Linked DNA regions of Homo sapiens: region 2 is linked to region 1. The links are chromatin loops, found by intact Hi-C in ENCODE. Cell type or tissue: heart left ventricle. All regions are shown on one strand. Each heading gives the region's core, and the rest is flanking DNA. Links, peaks and the distances in the headings are about the cores only. Region 1 overlaps ZMIZ1-AS1 (ZMIZ1 antisense RNA 1). Region 2 overlaps ZMIZ1-AS1 (ZMIZ1 antisense RNA 1).

The links. Peaks named below come from ENCODE experiments on the same cell type or tissue, not always from the same donor. Only the 100,000 strongest peaks of a DNase experiment are listed, where the experiment ranks them.
Region 2: a loop joins it to region 1, with 2.6 times the contacts of the local background. A loop is called at or near these places in 90 of 110 quality-filtered maps.

What each region holds. Positions count from the first base shown.
Region 1 is chr10:78,978,235-78,986,560 of GRCh38, reverse strand. All of the region lies in intron 5 of ZMIZ1-AS1 (ZMIZ1 antisense RNA 1), which reads left to right. Among named protein-coding and RNA genes, the nearest start is that of ZMIZ1-AS1, 85 kb to the left of the region's middle. RefSeq lists a silencer at 4,109-4,300 and enhancers at 4,980-5,059, 5,539-6,039, 6,040-6,540. In heart left ventricle, for the core only: no CTCF peak of the experiment used is centred there; a DNase peak (open chromatin) is centred at 4,450.
Region 2 is chr10:79,057,781-79,066,106 of GRCh38, reverse strand. It overlaps ZMIZ1-AS1 (ZMIZ1 antisense RNA 1), which reads left to right. Exons shown (of 10, transcript NR_024431.2): 3 at 288-360. Among named protein-coding and RNA genes, the nearest start is that of ZMIZ1-AS1, 5.5 kb to the left of the region's middle. In heart left ventricle, for the core only: no CTCF peak of the experiment used is centred there; no DNase peak of the experiment used is centred there.

The sequences.
Region 1 (8,326 bases), core at 162-8,161:
AGTTCCATCCTGGCTGCCTTATCTTTCTTTGCTGATGCTGTTGCTGAAGAATCCTAAATCCTCTCTATTCCAAGTGTATTCTGTGGACCAGCCGCATGGGCTTAGCCAGGAATTCGTTAGAAATGCAGAATCTCAGGCCCCACCCCAGTCCCTTTGAATCAGAATCTGCCTTTTAATAGAGTTCCCATGAGATCCATGTATGCAATAGCATTTGGGCAGCTCTGGGATAAGAGTAAGCTTGAGTCTTCATGACATGTCACCTTCATACACTTCAATGTGTGTCTCTGACATAGGAACATCGTCTTCCATAACCACCAGGCCATTATCACAATGACTGAGATAAGCAAGAATTTGGAACTTCCTCTCTGAATTCCCATTCTGAAATTCCAGGTCCCAGCTAGGAATGCAGTGTAGGAATTGAACCCAGACCCGTCTGGCTGCACGCCTTTCTTCCCTCCACCTTCACCATTCTGAGGCTGTCCCCAGACAGCTGAGAGGCTTTGAGCCATGCCCATTTATCAAGGGCAGCCTGGAGCCTTCAGCAGAGTGCCTTGCAGACACTGAGACACCGGGCTGCTCACTCTTTCTCTCTGAATGGCTGTGGTGGTAATGGTAGCACCTCGGATGATGACCAGCTGACCAGATGACCATAGTCAGCCTCTCAGGCACAGCATTAGTGATTGATAACAAAGGGGACTGCTGGCTGGGCCAGGGGCCAACCCACCACTGACCTGCTGTGTGACCTGGGCCAGCCCCTCTCCCCTTTGGAACTCTTTCTTAGAGAGGCCAGACTAGGGAACCTGGGCTTGGTCCCAATACAGCAGGGTTTGCCGTGTGCCACCATCACTGGGCTCACCCCATGGCCATTCTGGGCGCCAGCACAGTGGTGTCTCTGAGTAGCCTTGTCCCTTCTCCCCTACCTGAACTCCAGAGGGTATTTGTTGGGGAGAGGGGCACCTGCTTGCTAAGAGGAGCCCTATGACAGTGGAGGCTGGGTTCTTTGAATTTGGTGTCATGAAGTGGAATCAGTCCTAGTGCCCTTGAGGCCCTGCAGGGACCCTGGCCCTATCCTCGGCGTCCTAGGGGGAGCCCAGGGGAAAGGCAGGCCTGGGCATGGCTCTCTGGGAGCTGCAGGCTGAAGTGGAGGGAAGACTTGGAGCAGCTCATCCCCATCCTGGCATCAACTGAAGTCCTCCAGCCTTCTGATTTTAGGGATGGGTAACCCAACATGGCACAAGAACTCAGGGCTTCTCAGAGCCCTTCTGACTCTCACGATAAGGGCACCGTGTCCTGCCCAGATGAAAGGCCATGAAAGTGCTAATGGGACTCTGTCCCCATCCATTGAGCTCCCTTCTCAGTAAATGGGCAGTTGTGGATACAGGATCTGGTGTCAGGCAGCCTGGGCTGAAACTCAGCTCTTTCTTACTAGGTGTGCCACCTGAGGTGAAGTGTAGGGTAGCTTTGAGTCAGTGCTGCTTCTTATGGAAACGAGGTGTGGTCATCACCATATCCATCTCAAAGTGCACCCGGGAAGATTGAATGGAGGTAAGCAACCTGGCACACAGCACCGGGGCAATAGAGGTCAGCTGCTACTCTTATTTATTTATTTGAGGCAGAGTCTTGCTGTGTCGCCCAGGCTGGAGTGTAATGGCACAGTCTTGGCTCACTGCAACCTCCGCCTCCTGGGTTCAAGTGATTCTCCTGCCTCAGCCTCCCGAGTAGCTGGGATTACAGGTGCCCACCACCATGCCTGGCTACTTTTTGTATTTTCAGTAGAGACGGGGTTTCACCATGTTGGCCAGGCTGGTCTCCAACTCCTGACTTCAGGTGATCTGCCTGCCTCGGCTTCCCAAAGTGCTGGGATTACAGGCATGAGCCACTGCACCCCACCCAGCTGCTACTCTTATTAATTAGCATTATGGGCCTCTGCCTGGAAGCCCCAGTGTCTTATTGAATGTGGAAGGCCCTTAACAACCTGGCTTTTGATTTCCTCTCTTGCCTTAACCCCCCTTCCCCATCCCTGCTTTCTATGTTCCAGCCCAAATGATCTTTAATTGTTTCCTGAAATGAGTTCTTCCCTCCAGACCTTTGCCCATGTTCCCTCTATCTTTCCTTTGTACAAATTTAGACCTCAGTTCCCTGGCAACCTCCCCAGCCCATGATGGCATGGAGGGTCCCTCCTGAGAGCCATCCCTCATATGCACCCCCAGGATCTCTATTGCCATTGCTTGTTTACTTGTTGTCTACCCAGCAGACTGTGAACTCCAGGCAGCAGGGCAAAAGTCCCCAAGTCTCTAGTACCTGGTGCAGGTCCTACTTACTGGAGGTTCCCAGGGAATCTTAGCTGAATTATCAGAAGGATGAGTGGTGTCTGTCAGTATACAGTTAGTGTCTAATGAGTGTGGGCTAACTGCAGTGGGAAATTAGGGCCCAATAAAGCATGGTGCATATTTGTGGGAAGTGGTGGTCAGGAAAGGTTTGCTGTGAGAAATGAGGCCATAACACGTCCTTGGGAGATGCTGCTCAGGCTGAGAGAAGGGAGAGGCATTTAGTTGTCCTCCATGAATGTTTATTAAAGTGCCTGACTTACTTAGCAGGCTGCCCCTGATCTCAGGAAGCCGTTTACCCATACTATGTGTTTGGGGAGCTAGATCTCAGGTGGAATTTACATTTGAGACAAATGTATTGTTGATTGACATGGAAAAAAGCTGTGGGAACTGGTGCTTCAGAGAGAGAGTGATACTTGAGCAGGGCTGTGAAGAATGCATAGGAGTTCATAAGGTAGGTAAGAGAGGACGAGCAGCATGTGCTGAGAGAACAGACCATGAGAAGCCATTGAGGGAAGAAACACGTTTAAGGAATGTTGGAAAGTATGATAGGGCTACATTCAAGGTGACAAGATGAGGCGGTATATTACCAAAATGTGTGAATATCAGGCTATGGAGTTTGGACATTATCCCACAGCTCATTCCTTCAGGTATTTATTCCACTAATATTTACTCAGCACTTACTATATATTAGACTGTGCTAGGTACTGGGCACACCTCAGTGAAAAAATAAAGGTCTTGTTCCCTGTCCCTGTGGAGCTTAGAGTCTAGGAAGGATCCAATGAAAATGATCAAGCAGTAAGCAACATAGTCAATCCAGGATCTTAGGAAAAATGAGTTCATAGTAGCTGAAGTGGAGGATGGATCAGAAGGCAGAGGTGAGGAAACAGGTCAGAAGGAGGCTGGAAAGCGCACAGGCCAGAGATGAGTGTCTGAGCCTGGGCGGTGTGGAGGGGATGGAGAGGAGGCGACGTGTGATAGATCAGAAATGGCTGCACATCGTTGCTGCTCCTCCTATCAAGAAATAGAGTCTAATTTTTGGCCCTTGCATTGAACTGCTTGATCAGTAAATAGAATGTGGCAGAAGTGATGTTTGGGACTTCCAAGGCTGAGTCATAAGAAAGCACACAGGTTGCTTGGGATCCTTGGAACACTCCATGTGGAAGCCTTGAGCCCCCATGGAATCCAGTTACCCCAAGGCTGCCACGTGACAGGTGCTCTGGAGGACAGTTTCAGTGGAGCTCTGCCTTCCAGGCGTCCCCATCATGATGCCAGACATGCGAGTGAAGCCAACACAGGGCTTTCAGAAGGGCCCATCCACCAGCTGAATAGTACTTGAGTAGCACCCATGCACGCCATAGGGACTGGAAGATTTACCCGGCTGAACCCTGTGTGAATTCCTGATCAACACAAATCTCAAGATAGAATAAAATCGTTTTCATTATCAGTCACTAAGTTGTAGAGTAGTTTAGTATACAGCAACAGAGAAACTGGAACAGAATGGAAGACAGAGGCCCTCAGAAGGCAAAGCCAACAGGGCCTACCCTCTAGATGGAAGGAAGAATGCCTGTCACTAAAGGCGGCGTTGAGGGATTGGGGCATTGACATTGGAGTTACCAGATTTAGGAAAATAAAAATACAGGATGCCCCGGTGAATTTCGGGTAAAGAATGAATACATTTGTAGTATAGTATCTCCCGTGTTGTATGGGACATACTTATACTAAACACTCATTGTTAACCTAAAATCCAAAGCTAACTGAGCACCCAGTATTTCACCTGGCCACCTGGTCCAAGTTGGGGAAATGATCTGTGTAAGGGCTAGAGGTGGAGATCTAGGAAGACATCTAGGAAGCCTGAGAGATGATGGGGTGAGGGGCCCTGGGGTCAAATGTGTAGGGTCCGGGAAGCCCAGGCAGGGGGCAGACTGTGCCACTGGCCGTGGAGAGTCCATGTGGGTCCATGTGGGAACTGGAGCATGTTCCCTTGGCAAGTTTCTTGGCTGTGGCTGTGCCTGGGCCCCCTCTCAGGAGCCACACTCTATATGTGGTGCTAGTGACCGGGACAGGCAAGTGCAGCCCTCTCTGCCCTGACGCGCCACCTCCCTGCAGCATGTGAGGAATGTGGCCTGCTGAGAGCTCCCTGCATGGCTGTGGCTGGGTGCCCAGGCTGCTGTCCATCTGCCCTGCGGAGGCATCTCCTTCCCCATCCCATCCTGTTGGTTCTCCTTGCAGACTGCTGTCCCATTAAATCCACAGACTTCTCCTCCACATCTTCAGAAATGCTGACACACGAGCACTGTCTGGAGACTTGTCTGCTGGTGGTGTGTGGAGCGCTCCCCGGAGCAGGGCTGGGCTGAGGTGGCAGAGAGCTCTCCTCCCTCCTGCAGGGCCTGGGGCTGGGGGACTCCTGGCACTCTCCACTCTCTCTTCTGTTCCCAGCCTCCTGGAGAGCCAGGCCTTTTCTAACCCTGGGAAGCCCCCGGGAGAGGTGCATTCAGGCTGCTACTCCAGGGTCTGCTGCTTCTGTCCTGTCTCTCCCCAGACCCTCACAATAGCTGTGTCTGACGTCTCTCACCTGGAGAGGAAGCTGTCCTCCTAAGTCTGCATGCAGAGCCGCAGCCACCTCTGAGCTAGGGGAAGTGTGGGGTTCTGGCCTGGGTTGGGAAGTCCCTCTTATGGCCACACCTCTTCCCTTGGGGCTCTGGCTTGGAGTCCCTTTGAAGCAGGCCTTTCTCTACAACCTCCTATGGCTCCCCATTGCCCATGCATCAGCCTGAATGGCCTGGTTGGCCTCACCCTGCCTACCCCAGTCTGCCCATCACCTTTTCTTCCTCTTGACCCAGACACACCACCCTGGTTGGCAGGAACCTTCCCTCTGCACATCCTCTCCCCCAGCACTGCTCAGACTCCACTTCTTTGTTGGGAAACCATCAGACCTACTGTGTGCTGAGCACTGAGCTAGGTGCTCTAGGGGACACCATGTGATTTGGATGAGGCCCCCCCCTTCAAGGAATGAGGGGTTCCCTTGAGAAGACAGGGAGGTACGGTAGACAGATGGGCAAACCAAGTCAGAACTGGGTGTCTTCCCTTCTAGAGTCAAGAATCTAGAGCCGATCTCTTCAATGCTAGCAAGTGACTGAGTGACCATGACTGAGTGCCCCGAGGTTTCTGAGCCTCAGGTGCCTCATCATGAACTGTAGCCAATGCTACTCTTTTCCTTCCTACCCCACAGAGTGTGAGAATCAAGTGAGACAGCAATTGCGAAAGCTGGGCAGCAACATGTTTCTTAGTGGATAGGGATTATTTTTGTCTGGTGGAGCACATCTTTGTTTATTTGTTTGTTTGTCTGAACATAAAGGGCTGCTCTGCAGAAGCGGAGGACAAATGGTTCAACTCCAGCTGGGTGAGTTGAGGCAGGTTCCGTGGAGAAGGGTCACTGGAGGTGGGACTGAAAGAGCACGAAGGGATTTTCCATGAAGATGAAGTCAAGATGGGGCAGCGAGCGGTGGGAAGGGCGTTTCATTCTCTGCAGATGGCATGTGCAAAGCCACTGGAGAGCAACAGAGCCTGGCATATGTGGCCACCCAGGCTGACACCCAGGGTGTGTGAGGAAGGGTGAGACAGAATGGGGAGCCCAGGGATGCTGGAGGGAAGAGGTCACCCTGGGGTCAGCATGGGAAGGCCTTTGCCTGCCAGCTGAGGAGTCTGGACTTCATCCACTTGACAGCGGGGAGCCAAGGAAGGCTTTTTGCAGGAGTGACACGGTCAAAGGCATGCCTTGCCCCTTCTTGATGCCGTCGTAGCTCCTCTCCCTTTTTTCAAATTTTGCCTCCTCTGTGGAGTTTTCTCTAAATGTTCTGAGTCCCCCGACTCGGGGCACAGCTGATGCTCTTGGGGCTGACCAAGGAGGGGGTTGCCTCCTGTCTGTCCTTCCCCGGTGCCAGCCTGAAGCCCAGTGCTGCCTAGGTACCTCATGTCCTTCACCGAATCTCACTGACTGTCCCAGTACGCATAAACCGTGCTCCTGTCTCTTGCTCTGTGATGTTGGCATGAAATACTCAGATGCCACCACAGCAAGGATTGACCCACATCTCTGGGGTCAAACCAGCTCGGAGGGGCCAAGTCATGTCTCGATTTGATTTTCCTGGATTAGAGTCAAGCTCAGTGACTGTAACAAAAACAGCACCCCCTCCCTTGGTTTAGAAGAGTTGTCATCCCTGGATCTGGCGGCTCTGGGCTGTTTTTATTTTTAACAACCAGAGTTGCCTTGTGGCTGGAGGTGAAAAGCAAAATGCATAGAGAGCAGAGAGGAGGCTGTGTCTATGGGGTCCCTATGGATGGGGGCACAATCATCTCACGAGCGCCTTGGTGACGTCGAGGCTGCACCCTCATTCATAGCCTCCAGGAATTCTCTATGTAGATCTTAAAGTCCCAAAGGGTACTCTGGTTCTATTCTTAACTCTGTAAGAATAAGGGGGATACTTATAACTCTATAAGTATAAGGGAGAAACTGAGGCCCCATGTGGGATGCATCAACTCAGATCACACTGGGGGTCAATGGCAGAACCGGGAGTAGAACCGTGCTTCTTGCTTCCTGGTGGGTGCATTTTTTCCCGGCCCCAGCTTGGTTCTATGTATGGGGACTAAACTGAGTCAGGGAGAGCTTGGAGGGGAGGTGCTGGAGTTGAGATAGAGCTGGAAGAAAGGGAGCTTCAGTGACAGACACCGATGCAAAGCTGGGACAGAGCTGCTGGGGAAGATCTGGCTTAGATTTGGCCAAAAATTGTACACTGCTCATTTTAAATGCTGTATGGTGTGCCCAGTTCAGCCACCCATCCGCTGGAAAGGGTGGAAGGCAACACAATACTTTTTTTTTTTTTGAGATGGAGTCTTGCTCTGTTGCCCAGGCTGGAGCGCAGTGGCCCGATTTTGGCTCGCTGCAACCTTCACCTCCTGAGTTCAAGCAATTCTCCTGCCTCAGCCTCCTGAGTATCTGGGATTACAGGCGTGTGCCACCATGCCTGGGTAATTTTTGTATTTTTAGTAGAGATGGGGTTTCACCATGTTGGCCAGGCTTGTCTTGAACTCCTGATCTCAGGTGATCTACCCAGCTCAGCCTCCCAGAGTGCTGGGATTACAATCGTGAGCCACTGTGCCCGGCCAATACTTTCAAGATTTCCTAAGTATGGAAGGAGGAGCCACCCTTAGGCTCCGCTTGGAGCACGGCTGGAGAGGATAGCTGGGCATGAGCTGGGTATCCACTGAGTGCCAGGCATCTTTCTTACCTCCACCTATTTCTCCTGAGCACCTAGTCAGTTCTGGGTGTTGAGGGTATGGATATCAAAACAGAATCCTACACTTTATGGAGAAGACACCCATCTCGACAAGCACTGTTTTTTTTTTTTTTTTTTGAGATGGAGTTTCGCTCTTGTTTCCCAGGCTGGAGTGCAGTGGCAGGATCTCGGCTCACTGCAACCTCCACCTCCTGGGTTCAAGCAATTCTCCTGCCTCAGCCTCCTGAGTAGCTGGGATTACAGGCTAATTTTTTGTATTTTTAGTAGAGATGCGGTTTCACCATGTTGGCCAGGCTGGTCTTGAATTCCTGACCTCAGGTGATCCACCTGCCTCAGCCTCCCAAAGTGCTGGGATTACAGGCGTGAGCCACCGCACTGGCCTAAACAAGTACTTTGAACAGAATGATCTTATCCCCTAGCACAGCATCAGCCTCAGGTGGGAGGAGGGGTAGTCAGTGGAGGCTTTCTGGAAGAGGAGGCGCCTGAGATCAGTCTTGAAAGACGAGAGAATTAAGCAGACTGAAAATGGGGCAGAGTGCTGTCAGCAGATGAAACAGCGTGAACAAAACCAGGGAGGCATGAAGCTGTGTGAAGTGATTATTGCCTTGTGCTGTGATAACACACACCCCAGCCCAGGGTGGAGGGAGAGGATTCTGGAGGCTCAGTGGGGCACTGGGTCTGCCGGTGGGCCACCCTTAGCAGTTT
Region 2 (8,326 bases), core at 288-8,287, 79 kb before region 1:
GGTGACCACTCATGTTCAAAGTCTCCTGTCCAGAAGCTCCACCCCCTACCCCACATCCCAGCCCCCTACTCTCCCACCAGTATTTACATCTGAAACCCAGGAAGTGGCTGCAGAGGGCAGAGGAGCCAAGTAGGCTCAACTTAGTAGCATGGAACCAGGGATCATTTCAACCCTCCCCTTCTGTGCAAGCATGGCAGCAAGTCAGAAAGCCCACCAGGGTCCTGGGTCTTCCCTAGGCTCCAGTCCTTGGGTCTCTGAGGCCCTTGCTCTCTTTGTTCATCTTCCAGGGAGGTAATGGGGTAGATTGGATACCTCTGGGGTCTTGGAAGAAGCTATGACTTATTTACTGTCTACTATGTGGTGAGTACTGTGGTGGGTCCTCCTAGGTATTGAGAATTCAGTTCCCTGATTGAACTGTCACATTGTCTTAAGTTAGGTGCCGCTACCATCCCCCTTTCAGAGGAAACTCAACTGTGAATGACTTGCCCAAGATTGGTCAGGATGGGAACTCGGGCCCCCATGAACAGAGTTTCCTGTTGTCCCCTCAGCCCTGGCTCTGTTCATCCATAGACTGTGTAGCCCCAAGCAAGCTGCTTTCCCCCTCTGAGCCCCTGTAAGGTCCATGGTGCCATCAGGACTCACTGGGAACTGTGTGTCCAACAACCTCACCCCCAAAGTCTCAGCCTCACTGGGCCTGGAGATCTGCTGGTGAGACAAGAGAGGACAGTGCCATCACTTCCTCGTGGCCCAGAGCTGGAAGATGCATCCTGCTCAGCCCCTGCAGGCCCAGAAGTCACCTGGCTCCACTAGGAGGGCATGGGCAGTGTGGGGCCGCCAGGTTGTACCAACCTTCAGAGCACACTCAAGTGCTGTTAATTTCCCTGTCCTGTGGGAGCCACCAGCAGATTGGGGAGAGGACCATTGCTGGGGCCTGGGCCCAGGTTTCAGGAGGCAGAAAATCTGGAGGCCAGCAGGATGGTGGGGGTGGGAGGCTTGAGGTCCCTGAGGGAAGCAAAGGACTTGTGTAGGGTGCGGCGAGTATGGCCTCCTAGGCTGGGCTGGGATGGGGGCGGGTACACAGTGGGGATTCCCACCTGTCCAGGAGCTGCCTTCTCTGTCCCCACTCTCCACCTCTCACTTCTGGAACTTAAGGGAGCCAGGGAACATCTAAAATTGAGACTAGAGAGGTGGGAAGAAAATCTCATTCATTGAGTACTTACTGTATGCCACGCACTTTGGAAACATTCGTTGTATTCTCTCCACAAGCCAGGTGTCATTCCCTGCTAAGGGAAGAGGCTCAGAGAGGTTAAGTGACCTGCTCAAGATCTCATAGCTGGCTGAGCATGGTGGCTCATGCCTGTAATCTGTGCACTTTAGGAGGCCAAGGCAGGGTAGATCACTTGAGCTCAGGAGTTCGAGACCAGCCTGGGCAACATAGCAAGACCTTGCCTCTACAAAAAATACAAAAATTAACCAGGCATGGTGGCACATACCTGTAGTCCCAGCTATTTGGGAAGCTGAGGTCGGAGGATCACTTGATCCTGGGAGGCTGAGGCTGTAGTGAGCCATGATTGTGCCACTGCACTCCAGACTGGGCAACAGGGCATGACCCTGTCTCATAAAAACGAAACAAAACAATAAAGATCTCAGAGCTGCTAAGTGGGTGGAGCCGAGATTGGGCTCCAGGTTGGGCTGGGCCTTGAGGTTGAGAATAGGGACTTGCCCTCATCTCACTGCCAGGTTATGGTGCAGATAAGGTAACCTACCAGGTACTTTGGGGTGAAGTAAAGACTCTCACCCACTTGCCAGGGAATGACCAGGGTGCCTCCCATGGCAGTGAGGTAATGGAGATTACATTTAGAGTTCACCCCTTGGTGGATACAGGAAGCATTTGGGCCCTGCCCAGCTCTGAGCCCTGTGCCTCTAAGAGGTGAGTGGTTGGGTCAAGCAGGGAAGATCTATGTCCTTCAGCGAATTAGGCTCCCCTGCTCTGCCTCCCCCTCATTTCCAATCAGATGGCCCCTCCATTCTCTGAGCCCACACCTTCCCATCCTCCAAGGCTTGACTCTCCAATGTCCTTCCCTCAAGCCAGCCGTCTTCTCACTTTCTACCATGGAGTTCTGCCCTATGGTTCGAGACCCAGTTCAACCACCAACCCCTTCTTCAGATGGGAGTCACAAGAGAATAGGCTGGGAGCCTGCCTCAGGAGCCGGGACACCTATGTGCCCAGCCCGCCATTGCCTGACTTGCTGTGTGGCCTGAGCACATCACAAACTCTCCCTGTGCCTGTTCCCCATCTGCCAAGTGAGAGAGTGTGGGATATCCACCAGCACTTTTGCCTCTGATTGTCCTAAGATTCTGTAGGTCTGAGCCTTTAACCCTTGGACTGAGCTACAGTTCACTTTAGAGTTTGAGGGCGGCCCTGCTTTAGGGAGGGCTTTCAGAGGGGGCCATTTAGTGGAGTAGGGACAAGAAAATACCTGGAGGGAGCTGCTCAGAACTGTGACTATCTAGGACTGTGAATAGGTAATGACCCTAACGCCTCCCTTCATGAGGCACCTCTCACCCTCTGAGCCTCACAACAGCCCTTTTGTGGGTGACTAAGCTGAGCCCCAAAAGGAGGTGATGGCTTTCCCTGACTGCACCACTGGGAAGCACCAGAGCTGGAACAAGAGCCAGGTCTCAGCCAGGCATGGTGGCACATGCCTGTAGTCCCAGCAACTCGGTGGGGGGACAAGAGGGGGTGCAAGAGCCACATCTCCTCATGCAGTGTCCCCTCACCTGCGTCAGGGCCCCTCCAGAGGAGCAAGTACATGCGGCACTGATGAGGAAGTCTGGGACAAGCGACCTGAGGAGGACCATGCCTCCCACTTCCTTCCTGATAGCTCCTGCACCCCGAGAGGGGTGGGGGAAGGTCTCAGATCCTCAGCATCTCTCCTCCTTCTGGCTGTGCAGTCCTCCAGCCTCAAGACTCATGCTTCCTTGCCCTCACCTCATCCTGTGGCCATGCAGGGTGACTTCCAGAATTGCCAGCATTATGTACATACTCTTACCTCTGTGCCATTGCTCATGCTCTTCCTACCTCCTGGGACACACCCCTCCCAGTCACCAAGGCCACATCTGCAACCACTTGCTTGGAAGCCTACCCTGATACCTCCACCAGATGTGCCGTCTTCCTTGTCTTAACCCCCATATGCTGCTCTCCCAGCCTCCAACATCAGCATAACCATAGGAATTACTTGTGAAGTTCCTGCTATGTTCCAGGCATTGAGTAGCTCATACACATGAACTCCTCCCATCCTCTGAGCTATTAGTATTCTCATTTTACAGATGAGGAAACTGAGGCACAGGGAGTTTCATTTCCTAGTATGACACCTCACAGGCTAGGGAGGTATTGTGTTACATGGCCCTCTTCTGTCAAGGCTGCAGGTCATAGGATGGCTCACTGCTACATCCCATCACCCAGTGCAAGGCCTTGGGGGCTGACAGGCCATCCGGAGCAGGGGAGGTATAGAGGCCCACAGGATGGAGGATGACCAGAACCAGCCCTCTGGGGGCTCACAGTCTCTCAGGAAGGACTGCCCACACCAAATGCCATTCTTTTTTTTTTTTTTTTTTCTTGAGACAGAGTTTTGCTCTGTCGCCCAGGCTGGAGTGTGCAGTGGTGAGATCTCGGCTCACTGCAAGCTCCGCCTCCCAGGTTCACACCATTCTCCTGCCTCAGCCTCCCGAGTAGCTGGGACTATGCCACCATACCCGGCTAATTTTTTGTGTTTTTAGTAGAGATGGGGTTTCACCATGTTAACCAGGATGGTCTGCATCTCCTGACCTCATTATCCACCCGCCTTGGCCCCCCAAAGTGCTGGGATTATAGGCATGAGCCACCGCACCCGGCCACCCAATGCCATTCTAAGAGTTCGGGGAAGAAGAAGAGTTGGCATTGAGTGGGTCCTGGAAGGCAAGCTCTGGTGGGGCTGTGGGGAAGCCAGAGTGGGGCATGGACCTGCCTAAGGTCACACAGCAAGCAAGTATGAGACAGCAGCAGGGCTGGGACCTGGAGCTCCCAGTGTATCATGCCTTCTTGCACCTTGCAGCCAGCTGTGGGGCCCCTGCGACTGTGCTGTTTTCAAGGACACACGGTCCCAGATGCCTCCACAATTCTGAGCTGTTCAATGAGTGGCTCTGGTCCTTCTCCCCCCTCTATTAAAATGGAAAAAAGAAAGAAAGAAAGAAAGAAATCCAGGCATTGTTCCTGACTGCAGCTGGTGCCAACCAGAATCCCACTGAACAGAATGGAGCCGAGAGCCCGGCTGCCCAGGGGCCTGGCTGCTGACACAGGGCCTTTCTATTTTGCTTTCCACTGGGGGCCCAGGCTGACGGTGCAGCCCCTCCACGGACACCCTCTCCACCTGCCTCCCTGGCCCTGGCTCTGAGCCTCCTGCTGCCTTCACCCTCTTTGCAAAAATCAGATGGCACTTGGGGGAGGGTTGGAGGAGCACCCCCACCCCCTGCTTTCCTTCTTCATCCACTCACAGCCTGGGGTGCGCTGGGCCTCCCTCCCCGCCAGCCTGTCCTCCCACCCTACCAGGAGGGGACTTGGGATGCTTGTCTGGGAGAGCGACACAAATCCCTCTTCCAAAATCGTTTGAAACACTTGTCTGATTCTAGGACATATGAGGATTTTCCACCCCACCCCCACCTGACTTGGCAGGTGCCAGTCCTCAGCTCACACATTAAGGCCTCTTGCAATAGTGAAGGTCTTGTGGGGGAAAGGGGAACATGATGAACAGCTCTACAGAGACAAAAACAGTTTTTTAAGTTGCTAGTTTGCCTTCTGCCTTTGGTCTTAGGAGGAAAAAGGACTTCTCCAACTCTCCCTTACCATCTTCATTTCATCCTCTGCTTCCTGCCCCTTTCGTGAGCTGTCTGGTACTCAGACCTCCTCTCCACAGGCTATTGGCTAGTTTGACCCAGATTACCCCAAGCAGCAGTTCTAAGAGAGCAGCATCCTGGCCACTGTCCAGTGTCCACCAGGGACCCTTGGGTTGGCACTGCCACCACAGCCAGCTCTCCTGGCACCCCCTTCCTCCTGTGGACACAGCTCTTTAGTTTGTAAAAAGTACTTGACGTCTCACGCAAGTGCCACAGCAGCCTCAAGAGGCAGGCAGGGATTGCTAACCCACTTCGTAGAAGAATAAACTAAGGGTTCAGGAGGCATAATGGTTTGGCCAAGGTCAAAGGAGGTGACAGAGTTGGGATTTGAACCCTGGTCTCTTGATTCCATGTCACTAAGCTGCAGTGGGGACTCAGGAAGTGACGGTGTCAGAGGATGACATTCCCAGCCCCCACCACCTCCACCCGACCAAATGCTGCCAGGAGACAGGATCTCAGACACATCGATTCCTTTAAGGAATATTTATTAAATACTTGCTGTATGCCAGATCTCCAACAGTGAACAAAACAGATTTGGTCCACACTGCTGCAGAGCTTATATTCTGAGACAGACACCAGACTTCGTGCAGAAAGATCCCCCTCTTCCTAGTTGCCCAGCCCATATGTCCTAGAAGGAACCGTGAGATGGGCAGCCAGAGACATAAGTTCTAGTCCTAGCATTGCCCCTGACTCTCCATGTCACCTTGGACCGAGTTTTCCACCTGAGAAATCCAAGCATGTGGCCCCTCACACATTTTCTCAGGTCTCTTCCCTACTCCCAGTCTCTGGGTCTAGTGGTTCATGATTTCCCGGCATGAATTATCCTGATTTAGTTTTTTTTCTTAAACCCGACTTTTCCTAGGCTCTTAGAGCCAGAACAGGGCTTCTGAGATCATTTGCTCTGAGCCCTTCACTAAGAAAGAACCCCTTAGCCTCGTTCCTGCCAGGAGGAGACTGTCTTTGCTTGTACTCTTCCAGGGACGGGCTGCTTGCTCCCTCACATAGCAGACCTCTGCCAGTGGTGTGCTGGTAAATGTTTAACAGCTGGCTCCCCAAAGTGGGGAGAACCTGGTTTGTAGTATTTGCCGATGTCTACGGTGTAAATACCCCCACCATGGCCAGTTTCAAGCTGCCGACCAGAGCCAGCTGGCACAGCTGGTTGGTTCCATCAACCAGCTCGCGCAGTTCCTGAAAATTTAACAATCGGCCCTTGTGAGCCATATGAACAGGCTCCAACACACCATTTCCCCTGCCCCGCAGAGAAGTCTTGTCTAGCTTTACTCATTGGGAAGTTCTTTCTGGTATTGAGCAAAACATCTGATTGTCAGGAACTCTGGCCTGAAAGTCCTGAACTACTTCTCTGGGGTGTCACAGGACAATGGGGACCCCATGAAGGCCTTCTCTAATTGGTGGCAGCTCTTGACTATGTCTTCCTGTGAGAGGAGCAAGTTCCTGGGCCAAATGGGGTCAGAGCATAGCCACCCTCCCATTCTGCCTTTCTCTCTCCCTCTTCACCTCCCTTCCTTCCTCTCTTTCTTTCACAAATATTTCCTGGGCCCCTGTGACAATGTCAGACACTGCTAGATACTGTGGATTCAGCGACCCATGTCTTAGCTTGCGCAGAGATGCTGCCCACTCTGTGAAGCCTGTCCTGACCCCCACCCTAGCCCCTCCCGCAGTGGGCAGTCTCCTCCCCTCCCAGAGCCTTTATCGCCCCTGTTTGGCACTTATCACTTTCTACCTGGGATTGCAGCTATTTGTGTACACGGCTTATCTCCCTGCCAGACTGAGAGGCAACGTGGGCCTGTTGAAAGAGCGTGGACTTTGGAGCCGCATGACCTGGCCCTCAATCCCAACCCTGCGACTCAGAGCTGTGAGCCCTCGGGGAGCTCACAACACCTTTGGGAGCCTCAGTTTCCTTATCTGTAAAGTGGGGATGGTGATAACTACTTCCAATGTGGTTTTGAGCAACTGGTAGGATTAGAAATGTCAACCCCATTTCCTGCTCCTGTCTGGACTCCCATCCTCTTGGGGACAGAGATTGTGTGCAATACTTCTCTGTAGCCTCCTGGTAATAATAACATAACAATATTAATAACAATGACCAACACTTACACAGCAATACCATACATAAGGTAAGAGCTTACATATGTTAGCTCATTCATTCTCACAACCTTGTGGCATTGGAAGCATTATTCCCATTAACAGATGAGCAATCTGAGGCACAGAGGGGTTAGGTAACAAGCCCAAGGTCACACAGCTAGTGAGTGAGAGAGCTGAGATTTGAATCCAAGAAAATCCACCTCAAAGCCTTAGCTATTGAATAGTATGGCTTCTGGAGGGGTGTGAGTGTATGTGCCCATGGTTCACTGCAGCCTTTGAGCATCCTTGCCCTGACCTGCAGGGTGGGGGTGGAGTGATACAAGGAAGACCCTGGTCTGCGCATTAGGACATCCTAACAGGTGAGTGGTTAGTGCTGAAGAAAGGAGTGTCCCCAGGTATCTGGAGGCCAGGGGACTAGAAGGTGATAATCAATAAGGCAATCAGAGGAGGCTTCCCGGAGAGGTGGCGCTTGCCACCAAATGAGGATGGACAAGGCAGGGCGAACAGGAGGACCAAAATTGTAGACATGGGAGAGGTATATTAGGGTTTCACCTAGGTGTCAGACTAGACATATTCACTGGTTCTGGTGGGTGGGATGGAGCAGAGACTGTGAACTTGGGGAGGGGCATGTTGGTTTCCCAGTCTGTGATTCAATAGGGAATGGAGGACATTTTCAGGGGCCTTGAGAGCCAGTGCAGGCCCAGGAGAGCTGAGAGTCACCTGTGCTGCCCTCGGGGCCATATTGGCATTTTGCTTCTCTGCAAGCTACTCTGAGATTCCAAAGTCCTGGGTTCCCGAATTCAGCTGTGCCAGTCCCATCCCTCCATTTCTTCAAGCCTCAATTTCTCCAGTTCAGAATGGGCATAAAGGGTGGACCTTGCATGCCGATTAAAGGATGAGATAGGGCTGTGTGGGGATGGGCCTGACGCTCCTGGGGCAGGAAATGGGGGAAAGGTACTGCGGGGAGGGAGAGTGGGAAGCTGGGAGAGAAGGAGGTGGTGCGAGGAGCCCTGTGTGCTTGGCCAGTGAATCCAGGTCTGCTAAGCTGGCCCTAGCTGGGATTCTTCCAGCACCCCATACTGCATTTTCCCAAGGCTGCCTGACTCTGCTGCCTCAAAGCAGTCTTCCTCCTGGGCTTCTGCAAGGATAGTTCTGGGTTAGATCCTGTTCCTCTGGCCAACCCAGTTGAGCCCAGCCATGTCCCTTGGAGAGCACTCTTCATGTTCCAAGGGCTGTTTTAAATGCTCTTCCCTCATACTAACTAGTTCAGTCCTCACAGCCACGCTGTGAG